Linked DNA regions of Homo sapiens: regions 1, 2, 3, 4 and 6 are each linked to region 5. The links are chromatin contacts, found by Hi-C or POLR2A ChIA-PET in ENCODE. All regions are on one chromosome and are shown on one strand. Each heading gives the region's core, a stretch centred on a gene start or an enhancer-like site at or near the end of the contact. The rest is flanking DNA. Distances are from core to core; before and after follow the strand shown. Region 1 holds the start of HNRNPUL1 (heterogeneous nuclear ribonucleoprotein U like 1). Region 2 holds the start of NFKBID (NFKB inhibitor delta). Region 3 holds the start of ZNF565 (zinc finger protein 565). Region 4 holds the start of TBCB (tubulin folding cofactor B). Region 5 holds the start of HNRNPL (heterogeneous nuclear ribonucleoprotein L). Region 6 holds the start of CCDC97 (coiled-coil domain containing 97).

Region 1 (4,313 bases), core at 1,251-3,750, 2.4 Mb after region 5:
TGTCCTCACTAGAGAGGGTAGAAATGAACACACAGATAGACAAAAAGACATACAAGCAAAGAGATGCAGGTTCTCAGAAACCCCCAGTGAGGAACTGGCATACAGATCCAGGATCACAGACACACACACACACACACACACCTGTTCCGCCGCAAACTAACAGACACATGAATTAATGGACACACCCAGGAGGACCTGGTCACAAATACAGAGACTGAAACTCAGACGCATAGAGTAACACAGACACACAGAATTACACAGACACAAGCATATTTACAAACATGCTCAGGCAGATACCCGCCACGAATAGGAAGAGACACAGACCTAGAGTCAAGTGACACAAATACTCAAGAGACATGTAGAGTACAACAGGTACTCACAACCCCGAACGTTCAGACTGACATAGAAACACAGGCACAGAACACCTCCGATCATCACGGACCCACAAAGGGCCTCCAGCGAAGACCAGCCCACCGTGTCTGGCACGCACTCGCGAGCGGGCGTTCGCGGGTGTGGCCGGCAGCAAATGGAGAAACCCTTGGCAGCGCCCGGACGCCCTCCAGTGGCGGCTCCTGAGAACCGGGGACAGTTCAATCCGGGCCACAAACTTTTTTAGAACAAATCATTGTGGGAAGCTGGGAGGAGAGAGAGAGAGAGGAAGTCGGACGTGGGCGAGGGGCGGGGTGTCTGGACTGGAACCTCTGGGCCCACGTGAGTGTCTGTCCCGCTGCTGAGTGGGTGCTGTGTGTTTGGGTTGCTGTAGTGTTCGCTTGTAGTGCAACTATCCTGTGTTATCTTTATTATTCGATGCCGCCTGCCTCTGCGGACCGTAGTGGGCACATCTACACTGCAGCGGGGTGCCTTACCCAAAGCAGATCGGAATTGGGGCCGGGCGCGGTGGCTCACGCCTGTAATCCCAGCACTTTGGGAGGCCGAGGCGGGCGGATCACTTGAGGTCAGGAGTTCGAGACCAGCCTGGCCAACATGGTGAAACCCCGTCTCTACTAAAAATACAAAAATTAGTCGGGCATGGTGGCGGGGACCTGTAATCCCAGCTACTCGGAAGGCTGAGGCAGGAGAATCGCTTGAACACGGGAGGCGGAGGTTGCGGTGAGCTGAGATAGAGGCCCTGCACTCCAGCCAGGGTAACAAGAGCGAGACTCCGTCTCAAAAAAAAAAAAAAAAAAAAAAGAACAACAAAAAAAAGAACTGGATGCGTCTGATCTGACGCACGCCTGTTTGTTTACGACTGCGGGGTGTGCCTTTGTCTGAGTAGAGATAGTGTGTGGCTTTTGCGGGCTTAACGTGTGGCTCAGGAGGCAGTGGGAGTCTGCATCATGTATCCCGATTGCGTCTTACTCGAGTTTTGTTTTGAGTTAGAGGCGACAGGTGGTGCAGCGTTAGACACTGGGAAGCTCTGTGGCTTTTGTATTCCTGAGCGCGAAGGTTAATGACGGATCCGTGGGGTTGAGCTTGTCGGTACAGACGCCAGACAGCCCGATTTACGGGAACAGCCGATTAGAGGATTCGGGAGAGCGGTCGGTGAACTTCTGGATGTCTTTCGGGAGGGGAAGGCTCTATGGTCGCGTGCAGAGCGCCCGTTCCACGTCAGGTACCCGACCATAGAGCAAGGCGGCCGCGGACTACCCAAGGGAAGGGGAGGCCGTGTCCTTTACAACTTGCCTCCCGTTGTTAGTCTAGTTTCTATAGCCAAACCTTCGGGACTCTCTCAACTCAAAATTTTGCTTTTCCTAAAGGCAACTGGGTTCCTTCCAGATTACGAACTGTGTATCCACTTAATCTCTATTTCGTATACCTCCTCCTACAGCGAAATTTGTGAGGCAGTCCTCTGAAGCACGGCCAATCTGGTGAACTTTTCCTAAAATGAGCCATCGCTACCAGCTTTAGTGAGCTAAGACAATAACTGCGATTGGTGGGCAGATTGTTTTGAAACCGCCCTAACGGCAAGGGGCGGGCTCCTGGTGAATTCATCTCTTTCCGGTTTCTTAAAGGCAACAGGAAGGAGGGGTTTCTGCCGACCCTCCATTTGATTGGTTCTAGTGGTTTTACCCGCTCGGACTCCTCAAGGGGCGGGAGATGTACACCAATCGGAATGTGTGTTACAGAGACACTTAGTTTGATGAAAGGACTGCGCAGGAAAGGCCGTGGGACACTCATTCTGAGATCTTACCGTTGATTGGACCAAATTGTTACTCCCTTATTTTCATTGGACCTTACGGCAGCCGGCGCGCGAGAGTTACCCAATCAGCAAGCGCTCCGCCTCCTGCCTTTTCCCGCCCTCCGCTCCGGCCTCGGCTTCGACGTAGGCCAACGCTTCCTCCCCAGTAGCTCCTAGGCCTTCTCGTGGCCGTTGTTTTGAAAACGGCGCTCTGATTGGCTAGGTTTCCGGGCCCGCGCCCGTTGCCCCACGCACTGACCAATTGGCACTCATGTAACATCGGACGAGGCACGAGTGAGGGGGGAGGCGGTGGCGGCGGCCATTTTGAGCCGCTGCCGCCATTGGAGTGGGCCCCCCCCCTTTCCCCCTTCGCCTCCTGACAGGAAAGGTTTAAGGGGGACAGAGCCCTGGGAGGCCGGGCCGGGCTCGGGGGCCACCCCGGGGGCCCGGGCCATGGATGTGCGCCGTCTGAAGGTGAACGAACTTCGCGAGGAGCTGCAGCGCCGCGGCCTGGACACTCGAGGCCTCAAGGCCGAGCTTGCTGAGCGGCTGCAGGCGGCGTTGGAGGCCGAGGAGCCTGACGACGAGCGGGAGCTCGACGCCGACGACGAACCGGGGCGACCCGGGCACATCAACGAGGAGGTCGAGACCGAGGGGGGCTCCGAGCTGGAGGGGACCGCGCAGCCACCGCCGCCCGGGCTGCAGCCGCACGCGGAGCCCGGCGGCTACTCGGGGCCGGACGGACATTGTGAGAGTGCGCGGGGCGGGGGCCGGGGAGCCCGGAGCCTGGGCCGAGGAAAGGGCTGTGGGACGCGGGAGTCCAGCGCCTGAGGTCGGGGAGACGACCTGAGGATCGGGGGATCCCGCTACCCGCCGCCGAAAAGGATCTGGGGACCAGGGCCCCAGCACGACCGGAGGGTGGATCCTGACACTCAGTGCAGGGGGGACACTGGGGGAGGGGCCTCTGGGTTTCGGAGGTGAGGGACGGGGGTGGCGGGGAGGATTCCGTACCGTAGGGATCGGAGACCGGAAACTGCTTTCTGGAGCCGAAGAGAGTCGGAAGAACAAGAGGTTTTCCGTTTGGGTTGGGGAGGGTCTCGAAAATGGGGATCCTAGGGTACGGAGCTCCGTGGGCTTGGCGGTCGTGCTAGCCCAGCGTGTGGGCTGGGGGGTGGGGAGCCGTGTTTCCAGGGTGGGGAAGGAATGTCCAGGTGTGCGGGGCTGCGAGAGTTCTGAGGAAGGAGGATCCTGGAATATGCCGCTGGATGCGATCCTGGGCGTTCTCCTATTTGGGTACGGGGGTGGGTGGGAGAGGTGGAGGCGCTGGTGTCTGTGGCTGGGGAGGGTCCTAATGGACTCAGTGCTTTGGAGTTTGGCTAGTGAGCATTTAGGGGCTGCGGGAGATTGAACTAGGGGGCACCCCCATCTCTCTTCCGGGGCTGGAAGGCCACCCTTGAAGCAGGCACAGCCTGGACATTAGGTGCTGGGAGATCTGGGGACTTTCTGGTTGGCTTCTAGAAGAGGTATAGGGAGCCCTGGTGTCCAGAGGCTGGCGGGGGAGAGGATGCTTTCCTGGACAAAGGATCTGGGGGTCTAGAGCTAAGAAAACTGAGGGCAAATAACTCTTGAGGCTGCTGCTGACTGGTCTGGAGCTAACTGTGGGGTTTTTGGAGAACAGAGGGTAGCTGGGGGTGGGATGGGGGCAGATGAGTTGGTAACATTCCAAGTGGATGAAATATGTGGCGGGAGACAGAGGATCCTGTGTCCAGCACAGGAGTACGTATCTGGCTTAGCGAATATGGGGAGGGGGGAGGCCGTAGGGAGCAAAGAGAAAGAAACCTGTTGACTTCACTGGAGGCCTCAGAGTGGAGTGTGGGGAATGTTTCTGGACCTGAGCGTCTCCAGGAGAAATCTCGACGGTTCCCAGAAGCAGTTATTTGTGTACCCAGGGAGTGGGGGCCCTCGGGGAGCAGCACGGAACTCTTCATCAGCCAGGAGCTGTGACTCTGGGAATGGGTTCGGGTAGACCTGCGGTTGTCTGAGGAGAGGAAAACCTGATATGGGACGGCGTGAATCTTCAGTTAGAAAAAAAGCAGCTTTCGGGCCGAGTGCAGTGGCTCACGCCTGTTATTCC
Region 2 (4,044 bases), core at 1,492-3,991, 2.9 Mb before region 5:
CCCAGGCTGCTAGGTCCAGAACCCACAGTCTCCGAGTGTGCTGGGAAGGGAGGGTGGCCTGCGTGTAAGAGGAGGGGCAGGGGCAGGTCTGGTTACCAGAGTTGGGGACGTCACATCCAGGGCTAGAGGGCCTGGCGTCTCCCAAGGTACTGAGAGTTAGTACTTCTGGGACACCAAGCTCCCGGGACCTGGATTCCTGGGACACTGAGGAATTGAGGGCCTGGACTCCTGGGGCACTAAAAAGGCTGAGCCTGGGCCCTGGGGCTCCGTAGGACTATGTGCATAGACTACTGGACTCAAGAGAACCTAGGAAATCAGACTGCTACTGAGTTCCAGCAAGAATGAGGGCCTACCAGCCTAGGCAACATAGCCAGACCCCGTTTCTACAAAAATTTAAAAAATTAGCCAAGCAAGGTGGCATCGCCTGTGGTCCCAGCTACTTGGGAGGCTGAGGCGGGAGGATCACTTGAGCCCAGAAGGTTGAGGCTGCAGTGAGCCAGATAGCGCCACTGCACTCCAGTGCCAGGGCAACAGAGTGAGATCCTGTCTCAGAAAAAAAAAAAAAAGGGAAGAATGAGGGCCTGACTCCCAGGTGTCCCAAAGTTCTGAGAGCTGCGATGTCTGAGTCCCTTAGGGAAGGGGGATGGGGAGGCCGGGAGCTGAGAGAACTTACCAGTCACAGCCTCATTCACAGATGGGGTCAGGGGCTGCTCTGGGGGAGGGAGAAATTGTCCCTGTAGAGACAAAAGCAAAAAGGAACCCAGGTGACTTTATCTGGCAGATTCCTCCGGGTCTGTCTCGGATCTATAAGACATTTCGGTCAGGACCACCCCTCTCATCAGCCCCGAGGGCCCGGCAAGCCGCTGAGTCCCTACGGGACAGCACGGGGCCTCCGGAGAGCTGTGGCTCCCTGGCCTCACCTGCACCCCGCCAGCGTCGGGCTGCTGCTGCTGGCGGCGCCTCTGCTCTTCCAGAAGCTTCTTCACGGTTTGCGTTGGGCAGTGGCTGCGCTCACCCCTGCTCACTGTGCGGGAGAGGAGAGGGGGAAGTCATCAAGGGTCCTTAAGTCACCTAAATGCCGCGGGGGTGGCGCGCGGGGAGTGGGTTTGGGCACCCTCCTCGCCCTCCCGCGCGGAAAAACTGGCACATAGATGCCGCCTGACTCCTCCAAAGCCATTAGAAGATTTGGGGTGGGGCATCCGCCTCCGCCGTTTCCTTCCTTTTGCTCCGCACTTTCCCTCTGACCCAACTTTCCACCACCGTCGCGGAAAGTGAGGAAGGGGGAGGAGGGCACCCCTCTGCAGCAACCACCCCACTTCCGTAAAAAAATTCCACCCCCAGATATCCAAGTTTTGAAGTCAGCGGGTTGGTGGGGGGCCGGCGCCAGGCGTCACTCCCTAGACTCACATCCAGGTTCCCAACATTTTTTTCCCTAGAACCTGACCCGGAAATCAGGAGTCCCCAGCGCCCCTCCTCGAGAAGTCAAAGGCCTCACCCCGGGCCGGGAGCGGTGGCTCACGCCTGTAATCCCAACACTTTGAGAGGCCAAGGGGGGCGGATCACCTGAGGTCAGGTGGCCAACATGGTGAAACCCCGTCTCTACTAAAAATATAAAAATTAGCCGGGCGTGGTGGCAGGCGGCTGTATATCCCAGGTGAGGCAGGGGAAACACTTGAACCCGGGAGGCGGAGGTTGAGGTTGCAGTAAGCGGAGATCGCGCTACTGCACTCCAGCCTGGGCGACAGAGAGAGACTCCATTAAAAAAAAAAAAAAAAAAAAAAAAAGGCCCATCCATACAGTCTCTTTTTCAGGCCCCAGGAATCTGGACCCTCAGTTCCTTCCTCTCTAGGACCTGGGAGCCCCAGTTCCCAAACTCCTTCCCACGACTCAGAAAGACAGAACCCTCACCCTTCCGAGCCTGGGTTCCGGCGGAGGAAGGGTTAAGTGGGGATTGCGCGGGGCGGGGGCGGGAGGAGGTGGCTCGGAAACAGCCCCGACGCGGCGCGCTGACGCCACGGCGCTCACGCAAGGGAATCTTCCATCCTCCCCTTCCCCCCAAGTCCTGTGCCCCAGGTGTCCTGCTCCGAGGCGGGGCGCGCGGCCGATCGTGGCGCTCGTGGAATCCCCGCGCAAGGGGAATTCCTGCTCAGCCCCGCACGGGTGGCCATCCGGAAATCCCAGGGCGGGGCAGAGGCAGGGTCACCGCCAGCGTAGACCCTGAGGCCAGGCTCCGGACCCTTCCCCACCGAGACCCACGCCGATTTTAAGCAACCACGCCCCCCCCCCCCCCCCCCGCACTCAGCCTAGTCCCTGCTTCTAGGGGTAGGAGTCTCGGTTGCCAGCAACCCCTAGCACCTCCAAGGACCCAGAGATCCAGCCTCCCAAGCCTCCCAGCCCTTGCACCCTCGGGGCCCTGCGATCCTGGATCCCCAGGCCCCTGCACCCCCAGGACCCAGAAGTCTGGGATCCCAGCCGCCCCTCTGTCACGATCCACGATCCCCTCCTCCTCCAAACACCTAGGGCCCTCACTCTCGGGATAAAGGACTGACGCTTCAGCTCCGTCCCTCAGGGCCTCGGGAGTCTTTCGATCCTCAGTCCCTCACTCTCTTAGGGGGCCGAACGCGTCCTGCCCGCGCCCATTACCTCGGGGATTCCGTGGCGTGGATTGCGGGCCCCCAGGGCCGCGGCCTCGGCGCTGCGCCAGCCTCGCTGTTTCCCCCGCGGAGCCGCCGCCGGGTCCCCGATCTTGGGTCCGGTACCCGCGAGTTTTTAAACTAGGGGTTATGGCACCGCCCAGTCCTGGGCAGGGCCCGCCCACAGGCCTGGGAGTCCCCGGGTCGCGCTCCGGCGAACGCAGTCCCTGAATGGGCGCGGCGGACTTGGGAGGCGGACTACTCAGTCCCCCCGGGAAGGAGGGAGCTGGGGTCCAGATCTTTGCTCTGAAGGAGCCTAGGGCACCGGGCTCCAAGAGGAGGGAGAAACCGGGGGGCCTGGATTTCTTTTCTTTTCTTTTTCTTTTTTTTCTTTTCTTTTTTTTTTTTTTTTTTTTTTGTTGTTGTTTTTGAGAAGGAGTCTCTGTCGCCCAGGCTGGAGTGCAATGGTGCGATCTCTGCAAACTCCGCCTCCTGAATTAAAGCGATTCTCCTGCCTCAGCCTCCCGAGTAGCTGACACTACAGGTGCTGGACACCATGCCTGGCTAATTTTTGTATTTTTAGGAGAGATGGGGTTTCACCGTGTTGGCCAGGCTGGTCTCGAACTCCTGGCCTCAGGTGACCCGCCTGCCTTGGCCTCCCAAAGTGCTGGGATTACAGGCTTGAGCCATGGTGCCTGGCTGGGGCCTGGATTTCTGGGTCTGTGTCTAAGGGGGTGCTGGAGGCTTTGTCTCCTGGGTCCTGCCCATGGGGGTAGGGGTAGGAGTGGGGATGGAGATGGGGTGGGGGCAGGGAGAATATTACTGGGTCCAGAGGGAGGCAGGACTGGGGGTCTAGACTCCCAGAGGAAGGGTCTGTGGGTAAGGGTATAGGGTGTGGCTCAATTTCTCCCTCTCCCCTACATCACCCTTTTTAGAGGTCTGGTTTCATTTACTCATTCATCATTTAAAATAATTTATTGCAGCAGAGGAGGCATTTTGCTGTGTATTGTGAACTAAGCAGGCAGGAATTCCCAGCCCTGGAGCTGGCATTCCAGTGGGAGGCCACTCTCAGTTTCACTTGGTGACCTTTCACAGCACTGACCATGTTGGCCCTATTTCTCCCCTGCTTGCTTGCTTTTCTATTTTATTTTATTATTACATTTTTATTGTTAGAGAGAGGGTCTCATTCTGTCGCCCAGGCTGGAGTGCAGTGGCAAAGTGGTGAGATCTCGGCTCACTGCAACCTCCACTTGCCTCAGTCTCCCAAGTAGCTGGGATTACAGGAGCCTGACACCATGCCCGGGTAATTTTTGTATTTTTGTAGAGACGGGGTTTCACCATATTGGCTTGAACTCCTGATCTCAGGTGATCCCCCCACCTTGGCCTCCCAAAGTGCTGGGATTACAGGCAT
Region 3 (4,455 bases), core at 1,935-4,434, 2.6 Mb before region 5:
ACACACAATTCTAATTAATAAACATAGAAGTGGCCGGGCGCGGTGGCTCACGCCTGTAATCCCAGTACTTTGGGAGGCCAAGGTGGGTGGATCACGAGGTTAGGAGATCGAGACCATCCTGGCTAACACGGTGAAACCCCATCTCTACTAAAAATACAAAAAATTAGCCAGGCGCGGTGGCAGGCACCTGTAGTCCCAACTACTCGGGAGGCTGAGGCAGGAGAATCGCATGAACCAGGGAGGCGGAGCTTGCAGTGAGCCGAGCTCGCGCCACTGCACTCCAGCCTGGGTGACAGAGCAAGACTCTGTCTCAAAAAAAACAAAAAAAAAAAGAAGAAAAAATAAACATAGAAGTGATGATGGAAACAAACCCCAAAACCCCACCATTTGACAAATAGCTGGTAACAACTTTTTCAGGCAAGCGTCATCAACGGATAAGACTAATAGATGAAAGGAGGATAAGAAACGGGATATTCACATAGGCTTAAAGTATTTCTTCACAAGACATGTATCAATTATAATGGGAAAAACAGTGACTTTGCAGCAGAGAAATCTGGCAATCACCGTCTTAACCAAGCGGTTAAAATTAATACCACTCATAGTGTAACGAATTGACCTCGTGGGTCCCTGGCATGATGCGCCGAGAAGGGTACATCGCTTTCGGAGTATTCTTGCCCCAAAGGCAGAATCTGAATTTAATCAACAGGAAATATCAGACAATTCCAAAGAGAGGAACATTCTACACTGCAGACTCTACAAAACAAATGGCCAACATGGTGAAACCCTGTCTCTACTAAAAATACAAAAAATTGGCTAGGCGTGTCAAAGGAGTTACAAAAAGGAAAATGGAGACCAGACATGGTGGTTCACATCTCTAACCCAGCACTTTGGGATGCTGAGGGAGGAGGATCACTTGAGGCCAGGAGTTCGAGACCAGTCTGGCCAACATGGTGAAACCCCCCTCCCCCCGTCTCTACTAAAATTACAAAAAATCAGCTGGGCACGATGGCATTTGTCTGTAATCTCAGCTTCTCAGGAGGCTGACGCAGGAGAATCGCTTGAGCCTGCGAGGTGGAGGTTGCAGTGAGCTGAGATCACAGCACTGCACTCCAGCATGGGTGACAGAGCAGGACTCCGTCTCAAAAAAAAAAAAAGAGCAAATGGGAATTCTATTGTTGCTACATTTTAAAGTCTTAAATTCAAAATGAAAAGTAAAGAAAAAAATTTAAAAGAACATTAGGTATGCAGGGAGCAGGGAGGATATAGGCCTTTCAGTCCATCTCCAAGGCACGCAGTAAATTACTCCTATGGCAAATACTGGAGACCAGGTTACTTTGGTAGGGGTGAGGGTGGTGGTGGGGTGGTTCTGAAGTTTCAGAAGAAGGAAAGAAAAGCATGTCCTGAAAAACAAGAAGGATTTCAGAGAAATAAGAATAAAACCTGATGTACTTGAACTTGGCACCTTTCTTGGAGAAGGGTTAAGAGCAAGGAATCATGAACAACCAGGTCATTTTTGAACCACCATCCTCCTTACCTACCATATAGGGAAGTGTGGTCACAGAACACCAGGCATCTGCCTAAATCCAGTGTCACTCAGAAGGCTGAGGTCACTCCTGTCCAGGGCCAGAATCTGTCCTAACTTCAAAGGTTCTGCATGGGTCAAGCACTAGAGTCACTGGCACACTTGGTGCTGCACATACAGTCAGTGTCACACAAACATAACCACACATCCACTCTTTTATTTTTTTGAGACAGGGTCTCGCTCTGTCACCTAGACTGGAATGCAGTGGTTCAAACACGGCTCACTGCAGCCTTGACCTCTCAAGCTCGAGATCCTCCCACCTCAGCTTCCCGGGTAGCTGGGACCACAGGTGTGGGCCACCACACTCAGATAATTTTTAATTTTTTGTTTGTTTGTTTTTGAGACGAAGTCTCGCTCTTGTCCCCCAGGCTGGAGTGCGATGGCGCGATCTCGGCTCACTGCAACCTCTGCCTCCTGGGTTCAAGCGATTCTCCTGCCTCAGCCCCCTGAGCAGCTGGGATTACAGGCACCTGCCACCACGCCCAGCTAATTTTTGTATTTTTAGTAGAGACAGGGTTTTATCGTGTTGGCCAGGCTGGTCTAGAACTCCTGACCTCAGGTGATCCACCCGCCTCGGCCTCCCAAAGTGCTGGGATTACAGGTGTGAGCCACCGTGCCAGCCATTAATTTTTTTTTTTTTTTTTTGTACAGGCCAGGCTGGTCTCGAACTCCTGGGCTCAAGTGATCCTCCCACCTCGGCCTCCCAAAGGGCTGATGTGAGCCACCACACCCGGCCCTACATCCACTCCTGAGACACAGGACACAATCACAGACACCTCTATACCTTTCCAGTCACAATATCTTTCCAGTCACAATCACACACCCGCTAAGACACACCCAGTCACACAATCTACTCTCCACTGTGATACAGTTACTCCCGTATAGTCACAAGCCCCACACACCAACACCCACAAATGCCTCATATAGTCACAGTCACACACCCACTCAGGGGACACACGCCATCACTGGTACTTTACGGCACCCAGTCACAACTGAACTTTCACTGTGGACATACACACAGTCACACTCACACAAGCAACCCACACAAGCAGTGGCACCCCACTCCCGCATACACAGCACCACACACATACACACAAACACACACACCAAGGGATACAGGAATACACAAGCGGCGTCACCACACAGTCACAGGCACAGGCAATTGCACACGGCCACAGTGTCACACAACCAAAACCACGCACACACCTTGGAGACATGAATCACAACCGCACACCCGCAGTGGTCACACAGTCACAACTGTACTCACACCCCAGGAACAGGGCGAACAGGCCACATATACAACGGGGACACACGCAGTATCACCCCCGGTCACAAGGACCCTGCACCCCGATACTCTCTATCACACATGGTTACACAAAAACCACCAGACACCCTGGAGACAGGCGGTTACACGTGCACAGTTGCAGACACCCACACCCAGCCACACAGCCACAAAGACACATTCAGAACGGCGCATCCGCAGCCAGCTCCCGCCTGCGCGCACAGATTCGAGGCTCCGGACACGCCCCGGCCCCGCCCAGGACTCCCAGACCCCTCACCTTCTGCCTCCCCTGGTCGCGTCCGGGTCCTTGCGGAGCTAACTAGCTCGCCACGACGTCAAGAACGACGTAACGTCAGGCCGCTGTGGGCTCTGGGAATTGTAGTCCAGAGCTAGATCGGCCACGGACAGAATGGCGTTCTCTTATCTCTGAGTCGGGGCCTGGCTCGTTTTGACATTTTTGCGCCCACGAGTCTTCGGAGAGGGCGTCGCCACTCCAGACCTTCCAGCAAGCTTGAAGTCATCTGACGCTAAAGGACTACTTACCTCAAGAGCTCCATCGTCACAGAAGGAGGCGGCCAAGTTCGCGGGGGGAGGGGAGGAGACAGAGAGTCGACCAGTAAAGCCTCAAGGGAAATGTAGTCCAAGGCCTGAGAAGCGACGTTGCTGGTAATAGAAGGTAATTCAGTACCAGCCTGGGCCTGGCCGCGGTGACCGAGGCGGGCCGCGTCGCGGAGACTTCTGGGAGTGCTTCCTCGCTCTCCGAGTGCGCAAGCGCAGCGCACCGAGTGGACATTTTGGTCTTTGTCCGCGGGTCAGTACGGCCCCTGGGTCCACGTGGCGCGAAAGTAGGAGGTGGGATCTGGGCGTCTCGGGTCGGTCGGACCGGGGAGGTTAAAGGGGAGGATTCCTGATCTTTAGGGGCGCGGCGCGAGGGCAGGGAGTGGGTGTAAGAGCTTCTGGCCTACGTGCGGGGCGGAGATGGGGGCCTCTGAGGCGGGTTTGAGCGAGTGTGACCGAGTTTGTCCTCAAAGTTTGACCTGATGTTTGGGATTGTTGAGTGAATGTGAAACTGGGTGCGGGATTGTGTGTGATTGTGCCTAAGAGGGAGATGTAGGAGACCAGCATTGAGGTATAACGTTTGAGCTGCACTTCCCTTGTCGAAAGTGCTGATAATTATAACGGTGCCATCTTCCTGGAGCGTCTTTTTTACTTGAAAATTGAAGGGGTGGAAAAGCTAAGTGGTGAATAATTTTAAAACGAGTTTTTATATAAAAGCATTTCTTTTTAATTGGAGTGGCATGCAAATCACCGTGACTTTTTTTTTTAATTAAACGAGAGTGTTTCGAAGGAACTTTAGTTTCGGGGTGCCTACTTCAGACTATTCAAATCCCCATCTTTGGGGTACTTAAATAGGGCTGTTAAGCAAAGCCCTAGACTAAACAGCATTGTACGCTTTGAGAAGCAATCCCATATAACGGCGCCCAGGATGAGGGAGTCAACGGTTTTAGGTTAGGCACAGTTATCCTCATTTTTTGAAGAAAGCTTAATTGTTGCAGTGTTTATCTATGAGTCTGGACTAAATCCTAGGTGT
Region 4 (4,304 bases), core at 501-3,000, 2.7 Mb before region 5:
GAATCTGGTGTTTATTACACTCGGGGGAGAGAGGAGGTCACTCGGTCCAGCGGTGGCCGCAGTGTGGGGCTGTGCACACGTAGTAAAGGCGCATGGCGTCCTGGCAGAAATGATGCATGGTTAGGAAGGATTTGGACCCAGCAGCGCCTTACCCCAAAAGAACAGGCAAGAGAACTTCACCAATAGGTAAGGGCCCGGCAGAGTTCCAAGAAGCGCAGGGTCACCCACATTGATATCCCCGCCCCCAGAAAGGACCAAACAAGCCCCAGATACTTAGAAAGCCCTCGCGCCACTTACCTCGGCCCGCGCACTGTGTGACTGGAAGAACACAGCCTCCTTGTGGCCGCACCTGAGAGGGTAGGGGCTCGGTCACCGGAGGCTTCACACCCTTCCCTCCTCCCTTCGCCCAGTGAGGAGACGAGCCTCACTTTACCTCCCCAGTACCAGCTGAACGCTCACTTTTGGCACGGGTGGTCCTCGGTCCGCGGCAACGTGGGGTCCTGGGACACGTCGGCGATAATCTGGGTCAGTTCGCTGCAGGGACGCGGGGGTGCAAAATTACGCTCAGACCCAGCCTCCAGAGCCAACACCCCCGCCCCCAGCTCAGGGCCCGCCACTCACTCCACTTCGTGCGTGATCTTGTTGACATAGATGCAGCTGTTGTCGGCCTCCTGCTGGTAATCACAGTTCCGGCACTACGAGAGGGCGAGTGTGGGGGAAAGGGGGTCACGGAAGGATTCCAGACAAGATTGGGAGGAGAGGGCAGGGTGATCCCGGAGGATATGACGACAGGACTCTCTTTGGGGATGGGCAGGACATGAGAGTCAGGATCACTTGAGGTGCAGCGGAGGGCGAACAGGGAGTCCGATCACAGAGGCAGGGGGCAGGGCGGGGCCACGCTGGGAACAGGTGGACCTGCCGGGGAAGACCCCGGCGCTCACCGCGTAGAGCAGAATGCGGTTCTCCTTGTCTTCCTTGGGGTACAGCATGTTGTTACTGTGGGGAGGGGGAGGTGCCAGGGGTTAGTTCTGGAGCCATTCCTCGCCCGCCTTCTAACATCACCCGCTCCCTCCGCCTCACCATTCCTGGCAGAAGCGAATACCCACGAAGCCCGGCTCGTAAGTCCCGTCGGGCTCCATGGCGACGCGCAGCCCGCGCAGCCCTCCCAGCCTTCCGCGCTTGCTCCGCCGCGCTACAGGTCGCGGGAGGGGCCAGGCCTAGGTGCTTCGCCAAAAGAGGGCGGAGCTGCGCACACGTGCTGGCTCCCCGCCGCCTCGGGCTCGGCTCTCTCCGCGCAGAGGTTTCATGGCTTGCTTCAATCTTTTGATATCTTAGAGTAATTGCTTCCAATTTTTGGGCATCGCCGCCTCAGTTTACAGAATAGTATGGATCTGGTGCCAGAGCCGGGAAAACGATGCGCATCGTAAACCGCAAAACACTGAGCATCCAGGACAGAAGCCAAGGCGCTTGGCTTGGTTGAAGGCCAGTGCGCATGCGCGAGTTTACCCTTCGCGGACTGGGCGAGCTCTTGCCACTCCTACCTCCGGGCTTCAGTCTTCGCCGCCTGTTCTGGTCCTTTCCCGGGCCGCTATTGGAAGAACCGTGAACTATGGAAGGCCCCTCTGGATTGGCTGGGCTGGCCCAAGAGTAAGGAGAGCCCTCTTCCTGGCGGTGGGGAAGGGACGGCGGCGATTGGCGGACGCTCCTGGCAGGAGAGCGCGGATTGGTCAGGCACGGAGCAGGAGGCGGGGCTGATAGCCCAGCAGCAGCAGCGGCGGCGGCGGCTGCGGAGCGGGTGTGAGGCGGCTGGACCGCGCTGCAGGCATCCGCAGGGCGCGGCAAGATGGAGGTGACGGGGGTGTCGGCACCCACGGTGACCGTTTTCATCAGCAGCTCCCTCAACACCTTCCGCTCCGAGAAGCGATACAGCCGCAGCCTCACCATCGCTGAGTTCAAGGTGTGGCCATGGGGGCGGGGTCCGGAGGGGCGGGGCGAAGAAATTGGGGGGTTCCCGGAAGGGGGAGGCTGGGAGGGGCCGGGGAGTGACTGGGCGGGCCCGGAGGTGATCCCAGGCTGCGGAGGCTGGGGACCCGGTCGCGGCGGGGCGGGTCCGGAGAGAACTCGAGAGTGCAGAGATGAGGGCCGGGTCCAGCGAAAAATCCGACGGTCCAGAGGGCGGGGGCAAGAGGCGAGGGGCTGGATTGCGGCCCCGTGCGTCCTGACTGGGGGGTCTTTTGGAGGAAAAGGGACGTGGCGATGGTCATTGATGCAAGGGGCGGGGCCTCCGTGGCCTCCTTCTTCTCACCCTGCCTCCTCCTCACAGTGTAAACTGGAGTTGCTGGTGGGCAGCCCTGCTTCCTGCATGGAACTGGAGCTGTATGGAGTTGACGACAAGTTCTACAGCAAGCTGGATCAAGAGGATGCGCTCCTGGGCTCCTACCCTGTAGATGACGGCTGCCGCATCCACGTGAGGACTCTCTATCTGGGACACTCCCCCACCCCACCTTTCATTTGGTTATTCAACAGACACTTGCTGGGCTTTGCCCTCAGTCATACCCGAGATAGGTCCTGCCTTCGTGGAGCCTCCAGTGCAGCCTGACGAGAGACAGACCCATCATTAGACAGGGACAGCCTAGAGTGGTCTGGGCTGGGATCAGGAAATCCCAGGGGACTGGAGCCACCAAGAAGAGGTGCCTGACTCCACCTGGGAGAATCAGAGAGGGCTTCCTGGAGGAAGGGATGTCTGAGCTGAGGGATGAGGAAAGGGTGACTTAAGAGAAAGAGGTGGAAAGGAGGGAGCAGGGTGTACAGAGGCCTAGAATGTGAGGTAGGTCACAGTGAGCGACCAGGCTGGACAGCTTGGGAGAAACCAGAACACAGGATCTCTTTGTGCATCCACTCAGTACATCCTTTCTGTCTTTTTTTGAGACAGAGTCTCACTCTGTCACCCAACCTGGAATGGAGTGCAGTGGCACTATCGGGCTCACTGCAGCCTTCACCTCCTGGGTTCAAGTGATCCTTGTGCCCCAGCCTCCCGAGTAGCTGGGATTACAGGTGCCCACCCAGCTAATTTTTGTATTTTTAGTAGAGATGGGTTTTTGCCATGTTGGCCAGGCTGGTCTGGAACTCCTGACCTCAAGTGATCAGCTCACCTTGGCCTACTAAAGTGCTGGGATTACAGGCGTGAGCCACCAAGCCCAGCCCCTTTCTGTCCTTATTCCCTCCCGACCTCACTCAGTCTGTAGCAGCCACATTGCTCCTTGCACAGTCCAGGTGAGCTCGGCCTCTGGATCCTGGGCCTGAATGGTTCTTTTGTCATATGCCTGCGTGCCTCACCCTTCCTTCCTGTCTTAATTTAAAGTGTCAGTATTCTAGTGAAGTCTTCACCGGCCTCAGTGTTAACGTTTACCTCATTCCTTTCCCCTTCTTTGCTTTATTTTAGATTTTTGTGTTTACAAGTAATTCTCCTCTGACACACTCTGGATTTCTCTCATCTGGTTTATTTACTCTCTGTCTCCCTGGATTCGAGTGCCCTGAGGGTGGAAATTTTGATCACTATAATTCACTACTGTGTCCCCAGTACTTGGAATAGTGCCTGGGACAGGGAGGATAGTCCGTGAATCGTTTTTTGTTTTGTTTTGTTCGAGACAGAGTTTTGCCCTTGTTCCCCAGGCCGGAATGCAGTGGTGTGATCTCAGCTCACTGCAACCTCTGTCTCCTGGGTTCAAGCTATTCTCCTGCCTCAGCCTCCCAAGTAGCTGGGATTACAGGTGTGCACCACCACGCCTGGCTAATTTTGTAATTTTGTATTTTAAGTAGAGTTGGGGTTTCACCATGTTGGCCAGGCTGGTCTTGAACTCCTGACCTCAAGTGATCTGCCCACCTCAGCCTCGCAAAGTGCTGGGATTACAGGCATGAGCCACCACGCCCAGCCCTGTGAATCATTGTTGAATGATGAATTGAATCCATAAAGTAAGACCACAAGGATAATGTAATTATCCCCATTTTGCAGAAGAGAAAATTTAGCTTCAGGGTGGAGTTTATTTATTTATTTTTTATTTTTTTTGAGACAGAGTCTTGCTCTGTCTCCCAGGCTGGCGTGCAGTGGCATGATCTCGGCTCACTGCAACCTCCGCCTCCCCGGTTCAAGCGATTCTCCTGCCTCAGCCTCCCGAGTAGGTGGGATTACAGATGCCCGCCACTACACCAGGGTAATTTTTGTATTTTTAGTAGAGACGGGGTTTCACCATGTTAGTCAGACTGGTCTCGAACTCCTGACCTCAGGTAATCCGCCCACCTCGGCC
Region 5 (4,130 bases), core at 452-2,951:
GTTTTGCCATGTTGACCAGGCTGTTCTCGAACTCCTGACCTCAGGTAATCTGCCTGCCTCAGCCTCCCAAAGTGCTGGGATTATAGGCATGAGCCCCCACTCCCGGATGGAAAGTCTTTTAGAAAGACCAGAGACTCCAACCCATACCATTAAGAACCGACTGCTCCTTCCTAAGAGAAGTATCTTACACCCACCGACAAAAGCCTCTGGTCATCAGGAGAAAGATTAACTCTCTTCCGCCTCTCCTGGGCTCTGGGGCCGGCCCCCTGTCTGAGAATCACTGGGCAGAAGTGCGTGGAAGGTGGGTAGAATTGGATTCTATTTCAGGAGCGATCCACGCGAACCACAGGGTGAGGCACTCCCGCCAGGTTAGCAGCTCCCACAAATGGGAGTTCTAACTCCAGCCCTGCCCCTCACTAGCTGTGCCACCTACAGTAATTCACCTCATCTCATCTCTCTCCTGGCCCATTTCCTCCTTTGTAAATCGGGAATCCCAGTATCTCCCCCAACCTCAGGAAGCGTTAAGGATTTTCAATTAAGATGTCTTTAAAATGTGTGGGACAAGGCCAAGATTAAAACGCTAGCAACTCGTAACCCCTAAACCCTGGAAAACCCTGCAAATAGGCGGCCCTGTAAGACTTCAAGATTTTGGAAAGAGTGGGGACTGGGCCCCACTCCAAAAGCAACGACTGGTGTTTTCGGAGGGACTGATTACAGGGGGTCGAAATGCTTCCAACATGGCCAGGAAATAGTTTGGTTTATCAAATCCTCGGTACCCAGTGAATCCCCGGAAACTGTAAGCAAACTTGTGATGGTTTCAAGGCTTCGCTCAACTCCTAAAAGGCTAAAAGTGCATTTCACAAGTCCTCTTCCCATTTTCAATGCCTACAAAAATGAGAGCATCTAGGCTCAAACACATCCATTTCTGTATAGACACAAGGCTGGGCCTTAGAGATTAAGCTGCCATCAGACGGAATTCCCCACTCTAGAGAACAAGGCCGCCGCCCACCCGTTCCCGCTCACCAGGCGCTCCCCTAACCGCCCACGAGGCCGGGCGGGAACACTGCGCCTGCGCATGGAGCCAGCGAAGAAAATGATAAAGGGGAAAAAAACCGGCCGGGCCGCGTGCCCGGCCCCCACACGCCAGCCCGCGGCGCCTGCGCACTGGGCCATTCGCCTCACGAGCTACTTCCTCTGCGCTCCCCCACACCCCGCTCCGGACCCCGCGCACGCGCAGGCGCCTGTCCTCGCGCAAACCCCGCCGTTTGCCCAACGGCCGCCCCTCCCCCACACCGTCAACGACGCGATGGCCTGGGCGCGTGCGCAGAGGCCCCCCTCAAAAAATAAAATGCCCTCAAGCTGGGAAATTGTCCCCCAGTTCCCGGCCTTCCCAGCGCCTAGGGCCCTGGCCTCACCCCACCGCCGCCGCCGCCCGCCGCCCCGGCTCCTCCACCGCCACCGCCGCCGCCTCCGTGCTGGTCGCCGGCGTTGTCAGTCTTGAGCCGCTTAGGGGCCCGGCCGCCCTCACTGCCGCCGCCGTAGTAGCGGCCACCGCCGCCTCCGCCGCCCGCCGCCGCCATCTTCACCATCGCTCCCGACCGCCTCCGCTGCTCGTCCGGCTGCTGCCTCTGCTCCAGCCGCCGACGCCGCTTCTCCGCCCGGGGCAGCAGCCTCCGCGACATGGCGGCGCAGAACCCGCCTCCCCCCGCCTCTCATTGGGGGAGGGACACGCCCGTCACCCGCCGCCCCCACCCGATAGGGGGAGCCACTGGTCCCGCCGCGGGGGGAGGGTAGGCCGCCACACGCCTTGCGCGCTTATTGGACATTGCCCACGCCGTTCTGCAGGAGGGCCCGCCCTTGTTTGTCTGAGACACTCCTTATAGGTGGTCGCTTTCTGCCAGTCTTTCCGTCGACCCCGCCGCCTTAAAATAAAATCCAATTTGATAGGTCGGATTTCTGGCGCTGCTGGCCTCCCTAAAAGCACCTGATAGGAACGGCGCTCTAAACCTCCCAAGAATCTCCGCCTCCCTCCCACTTTCATTGGTCTCCTCGCTAATCCGTCAGCACCAGTCACAATGACGACCTTCCCGCGCCACTTCGCAAGGAGACAAGGAAGCCCCGCCCTTTTTTGGTCTCTCTCCAGTGGTGGTTACAGATGCCCATTCTTCTGCGTCTCCACTGATTGGTCAATGGAGAGTGGAGCGCACCCTCTCACCAGATGGTAGGACTGTTGATACGCTCTGATTGGATGAAATGGGGAGCCCCGCCCCAGGGTAGGCGCTCTTTGGTGCAGTATACGAAACGAGCGAAGGCGAGAACGCATGCGCAAATACGCTTTCAGGCACCGCCCAGAGGCGGGGCCCCCTTATGGAGCGACCGCTGTGTGTGCGCCGGAAGGCTAGACCAAGATTGACAGGAACTCCCAGGGTATCTCTGTCGCCATCACTATACCGTGTTCATTTCTACCTCTAGGAGGAATTGTTAAAATCCCAAATCTGAGCCTTTTCCTCAGTAGAAAACCACTCGCTGCTGCCGACTGTCTTCGGACCCTGTCCAGTTCTAAATTCAGCCGCAACCCCTTTCAGTTTCCCTTGGGAGAAGGCTCTTCCGCGCACTCTCCATGTGTGCCCATGCAGTCCCTTCCACCTGCAATAGTCCACTACCCCTCCTGCAGGAGCTAAGGGCCAAGTCATCTTGTCCGTGCGATCTAAATTAACAGGTCCCTGCCATCCCAGACCCCCAGGATTCCCTTCAAAGCCATAACTCGGGCCAGTGGTTTTCACCTGACAGCTCGACCCCTCTGAGCACCACAGGAGGTCCTGGCCCCGACCCTGGAGAGGGTGGCCACCTACCAAGCGCCCAGTACAGCACCTGGCACAGTGCAAGCCCCCTGCACAGGGGAGGCGTTCTTGTGATCTGTGCCTGCGTCGGGCCTTTCTTCCTCAAGGGCGGGGTAAGACCACCCGCACTGCACCAAGAGAATGTCGGAGGGTATCTCCAGACTCCGGCGAAGCCCAACTGGCGGAGCCTGGGGGGTGGAGAGGAGCGCGCCCCAGTTATCACGCGCAGGCAGCGGGGTCAAACGGGGATTAACCCGGGATCCCGTCCTACGGCATTTAACATTATGGGGCTGCCCGCGCAGGGTGTGGGGGGGAACACCTTAGCGAAGCTATTGGCAAGTGACGATATCGCCAAAGGGGGGAAAAGAAATAAAAGCGAAGCTAGCGTCGTGAGAAACGCGGCGGACGCCCCAAAAGTGCTCCAGGACCTTTCTGCCCGGCTGATGGGGGATTTCGAGTTGAGGTCCGGGTGGAAACTAAGTTTGAAATGGAGGCCGTGTGTGGTGGCTCACACCTGTAATCCCAGCACTTGGGGAGGCCAAGGCGGAAGGCTCGCTTGAGCCCCGGATTTCGAGGTTGCAGTGAGCCGTGATCGCGCCCCTGCACTCCAGCGTGGGCGACGGAGCGAGACCCTATCAGAAAAAATGGGGTTTATGGCAATACAAGAGGGGACAGGCCTGGTGGCTCTGCCGGTGAGGGGAAATAAAGTTAGGGGAGGGGGCCTTGCTGGGGACCTCGGTCAGCTCCCCCGGACACCAGGAAGATCCGACCACGCCAACGGAACAGAGACGGGGGCGGGGCCGCGTCTGAAGCACGTGGCCCGCGTGACGGGAGGAGGCCGGGCCGGTCGCGACGAAGGGCGGGGTCGCTCCGTCCCAACGTCAGAGGAATGCGGTGGGGGGAGGGGGAGAGAGAGGGCCCCTCCCCTCCCCGCCCCCGCGGCCGGCCCGGACGCCCCTCGCGCCGGCGCGCACGGCCGGAGCACGGCGGAACGGTCTCCCCGGCGCCGCACGTTCCAGGCCGCCGGCCCGGCCTGGTGACCCGCACCCCCCGCGCTCCCGGCCACCGCCCCGCCCCCACCCCGCTGCTCGGACCCTGGCCCCCGGCCGCGCGCGGCGCCGCCCGCCAGTGCCCCGGTCACCTTCCCGCACCCCTCGCCCCCAGCCCCTACCAGCTCGGCGGCGAGCCTGACCGGCCGTCCCGGATCGAAAAGAGCAGACACTGGGAAGTTTTGGGAGAGGGAGGGGCGGGCCTTAAAGGGACCACGACCTTTTTTCAGCCCCGTGGGGG
Region 6 (4,532 bases), core at 1,464-3,963, 2.5 Mb after region 5:
AACTTGAAGTTTCTCCCACTGCCTCCTCTCCAGTGGTCTCCCAGGTGCCAGACCCAAAAGCTTTTCCTACAGTGATACCCTTTATTTTTACTTCCCCTTGACTCATATGTTTTAACATGATTTTAACAAACTGCACTTATTAAGAAATGTGTTTGCCCTGTTTTGTTTGGTTTCGTTTTGTTTTCTTTGAATAAATGACATGGCACCTCCTAGCAGGAAGGAAGCAGGGTTGAAACCCTGAAGTGTTACTGCAGTTGGCCGTTAATTGGGGTGGGGGCCTCTTTAAAGGGAAATTATTTACTCATTCATTAAACAACTTAACTGAGGGATTCATGTGCCTGGCCCCGATTTTGGTGCTAAAAATGCACGCTTAAACAAGGGTCCCTGGTTTAAAATCCACTAGTTCATTTTTAAAGTGCTTCTCTTGTTCTCTACCTCTCACAGTCTAAAATCCCTCCAGGAGTTTTTGAGTAAAGGACATGGAACAGGCCTCTAGGTGGAGGGATGGGTGGGACTGATGGGGCAGAGACCAGGGCTGGTTTGTTTGGCATCATCACTGGGCATCCACAGACCACCTGCCTCAGGCCTGGCCTGTGTGCAGCACGGAGGACAGTTCCTGCCTGTTCTGTGTTTGGGGCTCATGGGGATTCCAGGAGCTTCATGTTTCAGCCAGTGTGTGTGAGCCACCTGCTGTGTTCTTCAGCTGTCCTGGACAGTGCTGGGGACATAGTATGGCCACGGCAGTCCTGGACCCCGTTCTCACAGAGCTCCCACTCCAGAGAGAACAAAGACCTGCCAGCACCAAGTGGTCAGCTGTGAGAGCCTGGGGTGGTGTGCAGGGAGGGCTTCCTGGAGGAGTGAGCCAGGGTAAAAGACTCCAGATTGCATCCCCATGGCCCATCTTCCCCTTCCTTAGCAACCTTATGTCTTCGTTCCCTCATACATGCTGTGTTCCTGGCTCCTTGTGAGAGACAATGCTGGGCCACAGGAGAAGCCAATTCAGCCCCAATCTTCCCTGGTGGGAGCTCAGAGCCTTGTGAAGGGGAGATGGGCAACAAAAACAAGGGAGGGAAACTGACTAGTCTCAGAATCTCGGGTAGGGCATCAGAACGTGAGAAGGAACCAAGGTTGGTGGCTAAAAGGGACCCTAGAATGCGCCAGAGAGGAGGTGGCAGGGCCTTTAGTCTGGAAAGTCCCCTTCCCTTCATGTCCATATGCTGGGCTACAGCGCCCTCTGCTGGCCTCTCCTGGTAATGCCTAGGAATCTGGGTTGGTAAATAGGGACCTCCTTGGCTTTCTTCCACAACTCCAGACCTCAAGGGAATGCAAATGGGGAAGCTCTTCCTCTGTTCTCAGCCAGTTTTTCTCACACGTCTCATCTCCAGTCCCTTGATGCCCACTCCCTTCAGAATAAAGGAGGTCAAGCCACTTACTATGGCTTATGAGGCCCTGCATGGCCTAGCACCTGGTAACATCGCTGGCGCCCTCTCTTTCTGCTCCCCCTTTGAATATCAAATCAGTGTTTATTTTGTTCTGAGGAGCCATAAGTCCTTTTTGGAACCCACAAATGATGCCATGAACCACTGCATTGGAGAATACAGAGGTACATGGAATTTTGCATAAAAATTCATGAGGTTCTCAAAACCTCCACAGCCCAATCATGGCTTTCAAGTTAGAGCTCCTTTCCTATGCCCTGACCGTAGTGAAGTGCTTGCAGCAACCAGAACCGTCCGTACGTGCCATCCTCCTCAAGACTCTTCCCTACCTTCCTCTTAACCCAGCTCCTACTCGTTCTTCAGGTCTTAGCTTGAGGGTACCCTCCCAGAAAGAAGGCTTCCTTGACCCTCCAGCCTGGGGTGGACAGCTCCCTCAGCCCTCTGGATCCATCAAAGCCCTGGCCACTGAGTGACATGTCTGTCTACTCTGCTGGTAACACCTAAATAGAGCCCCACCCATCCCATAGGGAAATAAGGACCAGAGTTGTCTTGTTTCACACCTGTAGATTTCCTCCAGGTCCTGGGAACACAAAATGGGAAGTTCTATCTCACTATCCATCTCATGCCAGCCAGAGACAGGGTATGATGACGGAAGTAAGCCAGGCTGGTGGCTCACGCGCGTAATCCCAGCATTTTGAGAGGCTGAAGCGGGAGGATTGCTTGAGGCCAGGAGTTGGGGACTAGCCTGGGCAACAAAGTGGGACCCCTGGCTCTACAAAAAAATTTTAAAAATTAGCCGGGCGCGGTTGTGCGCGCCTGTAGTCCCAAGTACTCCAAAGGCTGAGGCAGGAGGATCACTTGAGCACAGGAATGTGAGGTTACTTGAACTGTGATCGCGCCACTGCATTCGTCTAGGCGACAAAGCGAGACCCTGTCTCAAAAAAAAAAAAAAAAAAAAGAGTCAAGGCTTAGTAATATTCCTGAATTCCTGAAGGAGTTAAGAAAGGAAAAGGACAAGCGGGGGTCTAAACGAGAGCACGAACCCTCAGCGTATGACGGCTCCAGGCTCCGGGGGAAAGTCCTTTAGCCATCCATCCCAAAATTAAGCACGCTGGGAGCTGGAGTCACAGCAGTGATAAAACGAACAATGATTCTGGTTCCTACTGACTGACAGGAGAGGTTTAAGGGTCTCTCACTCTCCGGGGAGCCCCTTTCCTTCCTGGCTGCGGAGGGCGGAGCCCGAGAGAGGCACGCATGCGCAATGCAACGTCTGCCTTAGGCCCGGAACTTCGGTGCCTGGGCGCAGCGGTGCACCCGGACCCGGAACATTCTCAGGCGAAAGTGTCTCTTGCGTGCGTGGGCCGGAGGTTAGTGTGCGGGGCCCGCCGGGCGGTTGAAAAGTCCGAGAGAATCAGGATGGAGGCCGTGGCGACGGCGACGGCGGCGAAGGAACCCGATAAGGGTGAGATCTTGGTCACGCGCAGGCGGCGGGTGGGTGCGGTTGCGGTGTCTCTAGGAAATGATTCCCCCAGGAACGCGAAGTAGGACTCGTTTTAGGGGGACACCCACCCCCCTCAGCTTTACCGGTCCTCTTCACTACTTTGCCCAGATTATTCCCTCCCTTGTCGCGGGCTGACCTTCTTTTCCTCCATTCCTTCCCCCCGAAATTAACCTCTTCCCAGTTCCAGACCAATCCTTTCCATGTCCCTAATTCATTTCCTTACCAGGCTAACTCTCAAATTAACAGAAACCTCTCTACCCCGGCCTAATTCCTGCATTGCCTCAGACCAGCCCTTCTCAAATTACCTCCTTCCCTGTACCAAGCTGAGCCTTCCCTTGCTCTCTAGACGAATCCTCCTACCTTTCCAGGCTAAACTTCTACCTGCCTCATGCAAACTTATCCCAATCTAACGATTCCTTCATTTCATTGTAACTCCCGTTTCCCCCAAAGTCCGAAATCCAGCCAGGCTCCTTTCAAAGTCCTTACTCAATTTCTGTGCTTTCCCACAACCTTCAAAGTAATCCGACGTCGGGTGAGGTGTGATTGGAAGCGTGGCTCCAACACCACTGGCCAAGAATTGGTAATTGTGGAAGCCAGATGGAGATGATTGGTATATGGAGGTAGGGGGAGAATTGTCGTTGTACTTTCTACTTTTGTGTATGTTTGAAATTTTCTAAAAATAAAAAATTTAACCTAAAAAAAGTCTTAAGGCCGGGTGCAGTGGCTCCCGCTTGTAATCCCAACACTTTGGGAGGCCAAGGCAGGAGAGTTGCTTGAGCCCAAGAGTTTGAGACCAGCCTGGGCAAGAGAGAGAAACCTGATCTCTATAAACATTTAAAAATTAGCCAGGCCTGGTGGCTAGGGAGTAGCTAGGACAAGCTACTCAGGAGACTAAGGTGGGAGTGTCACTCGAATCCTTTGAGATTGCAGTGACCTAAGATTATTACACCACTGCACTCCAGCCTCTGCAGCAGAGTGAGACTTGAGCCCAGGAGTTTGAGACCAGCACTGGCAACATAGCCAGACCCCATCTCTACAAAAAATTTAAAAATTAAGGCCGGGCCCGGTGGCTTACACCTGTAATCGCAGCACTTTGGAAGGCGGAGGCAGGAAGATCACCTCAGGTCAGGAGTTGGAGACCAGCCTAGCCAACATAGCGAAACCCCATCTCTACTAAAAATACAAATATTAGCCAGGCGTCGTGGTATGTGCCTGTAATCCCAGCTACTCGGGAGGCTGAGGCACCAACTGGAATCACTTGAACCCGGGAGGCGGAGGTTGCAGTGAGCAGAGATCGCACCACTGTACTCCAGTCTGGGTAACAGAGCAAAACTCTGTCTCAAAAAAAAAAAAATTAGCCAGGTTTGATGGTGCATTCCTGTGGTCCCGGCTACTCAGGAGTCTGAGGCGGGAGGATCACTTGAGCCCAGGAGGTCAAAGCTGCAGTGAGCTGTGTTTGCACTATTGCATTGCAGTCTGAGCAACAGAGCAAGACCCTGTTTCAAAAAAAAGAAAAAAAATTTGTCTCTTGGCCCCATCTGTCTCCTTCAGAGAGTCATGTATACTTGGTCTTCATTTCCTCGTCTCCTGCTCAC

The links. Hi-C counts contacts between places; a loop is a spot of excess contacts on that map. ChIA-PET counts read pairs that join two places held with the same protein, here RNA polymerase II (POLR2A). Pooled maps may share reads with other maps.
Region 1: a pooled map shows a loop between it and region 5 (25-fold over the local background). The contact joins the promoter of HNRNPUL1 here to the promoter of HNRNPL in region 5. A Hi-C loop is called at or near these places in 1 of 37 single-sample maps with no recorded cell type and 9 of 50 pooled maps. POLR2A ChIA-PET finds 5 or more read pairs at or near these places in 2 of 52 experiments (PC-9 and activated CD4-positive, alpha-beta T cell).
Region 2: a pooled map shows a loop between it and region 5 (22-fold over the local background). The contact joins the promoter of NFKBID here to the promoter of HNRNPL in region 5. A Hi-C loop is called at or near these places in 2 of 37 single-sample maps with no recorded cell type and 9 of 50 pooled maps.
Region 3: a map of CD8-positive, alpha-beta T cell shows a loop between it and region 5 (9-fold over the local background). The contact joins the promoter of ZNF565 here to the promoter of HNRNPL in region 5. A Hi-C loop is called at or near these places in 1 of 168 maps with a recorded cell type or tissue (CD8-positive, alpha-beta T cell), 1 of 37 single-sample maps with no recorded cell type and 6 of 50 pooled maps. POLR2A ChIA-PET finds 5 or more read pairs at or near these places in 1 of 52 experiments (AG04449).
Region 4: a pooled map shows a loop between it and region 5 (19-fold over the local background). The contact joins the promoter of TBCB here to the promoter of HNRNPL in region 5. A Hi-C loop is called at or near these places in 6 of 50 pooled maps.
Region 6: a pooled map shows a loop between it and region 5 (7-fold over the local background). The contact joins the promoter of CCDC97 here to the promoter of HNRNPL in region 5. A Hi-C loop is called at or near these places in 1 of 50 pooled maps.

What each region holds. Positions count from the first base shown.
Region 1 is chr19:41,261,872-41,266,184 of GRCh38, forward strand. HNRNPUL1 (heterogeneous nuclear ribonucleoprotein U like 1) reads left to right here and starts at 2,501. Exons shown (of 15, transcript NM_007040.6): 1 at 2,501-2,927. The coding sequence starts at 2,633. RefSeq lists enhancers at 407-456, 487-576, 933-1,472, 1,473-2,012, 2,013-2,551 and silencers at 2,557-2,796, 2,887-2,956, 2,977-3,026.
Region 2 is chr19:35,897,799-35,901,842 of GRCh38, forward strand. NFKBID (NFKB inhibitor delta) reads right to left here and starts at 2,742. Exons shown (of 12, transcript NM_139239.5): 1 at 2,644-2,742; 2 at 921-1,024; 3 at 674-734; 4 at 1-58. The coding sequence starts at 2,704. RefSeq lists enhancers at 457-1,029, 1,030-1,601, 1,614-2,170, 2,016-2,265, 2,171-2,726 and a silencer at 2,626-2,775.
Region 3 is chr19:36,211,481-36,215,935 of GRCh38, forward strand. ZNF565 (zinc finger protein 565) reads right to left here and starts at 3,185. Exons shown (of 5, transcript NM_152477.5): 1 at 3,142-3,185. It overlaps ZNF146 (zinc finger protein 146), which reads left to right and starts at 3,626. Exons shown (of 4, transcript NM_007145.3): 1 at 3,626-3,716. RefSeq lists enhancers at 3,140-3,569, 3,680-3,869.
Region 4 is chr19:36,113,718-36,118,021 of GRCh38, forward strand. It overlaps TBCB (tubulin folding cofactor B), which reads left to right and starts at 1,751. Exons shown (of 6, transcript NM_001281.3): 1 at 1,751-1,957; 2 at 2,324-2,467. The coding sequence starts at 1,844. It overlaps POLR2I (RNA polymerase II subunit I), which reads right to left and starts at 1,158. Exons shown (of 6, transcript NM_006233.5): 1 at 1,081-1,158; 2 at 942-996; 3 at 622-695; 4 at 460-534; 5 at 298-349; 6 at 1-100. The coding sequence starts at 1,139. The coding sequence ends at 38. RefSeq lists enhancers at 142-653, 672-801, 2,392-2,481 and a silencer at 1,992-2,081.
Region 5 is chr19:38,848,285-38,852,414 of GRCh38, forward strand. HNRNPL (heterogeneous nuclear ribonucleoprotein L) reads right to left here and starts at 1,702. Exons shown (of 13, transcript NM_001533.3): 1 at 1,416-1,702. The coding sequence starts at 1,682. RefSeq lists enhancers at 1-901, 740-829, 902-1,839, 1,990-2,079, 2,410-2,479 and silencers at 1,030-1,569, 1,580-1,839, 3,560-3,939.
Region 6 is chr19:41,307,459-41,311,990 of GRCh38, forward strand. It overlaps CCDC97 (coiled-coil domain containing 97), which reads left to right and starts at 2,714. Exons shown (of 5, transcript NM_052848.3): 1 at 2,714-2,898. The coding sequence starts at 2,853. LOC105372401 (a long non-coding RNA gene) reads right to left here and starts at 2,591. Exons shown (of 2, transcript XR_935968.4): 1 at 2,480-2,591; 2 at 81-2,367. It overlaps HNRNPUL1 (heterogeneous nuclear ribonucleoprotein U like 1), which reads left to right. Exons shown (of 15, transcript NM_007040.6): 15 at 1-329. RefSeq lists enhancers at 1,307-1,486, 2,760-3,049.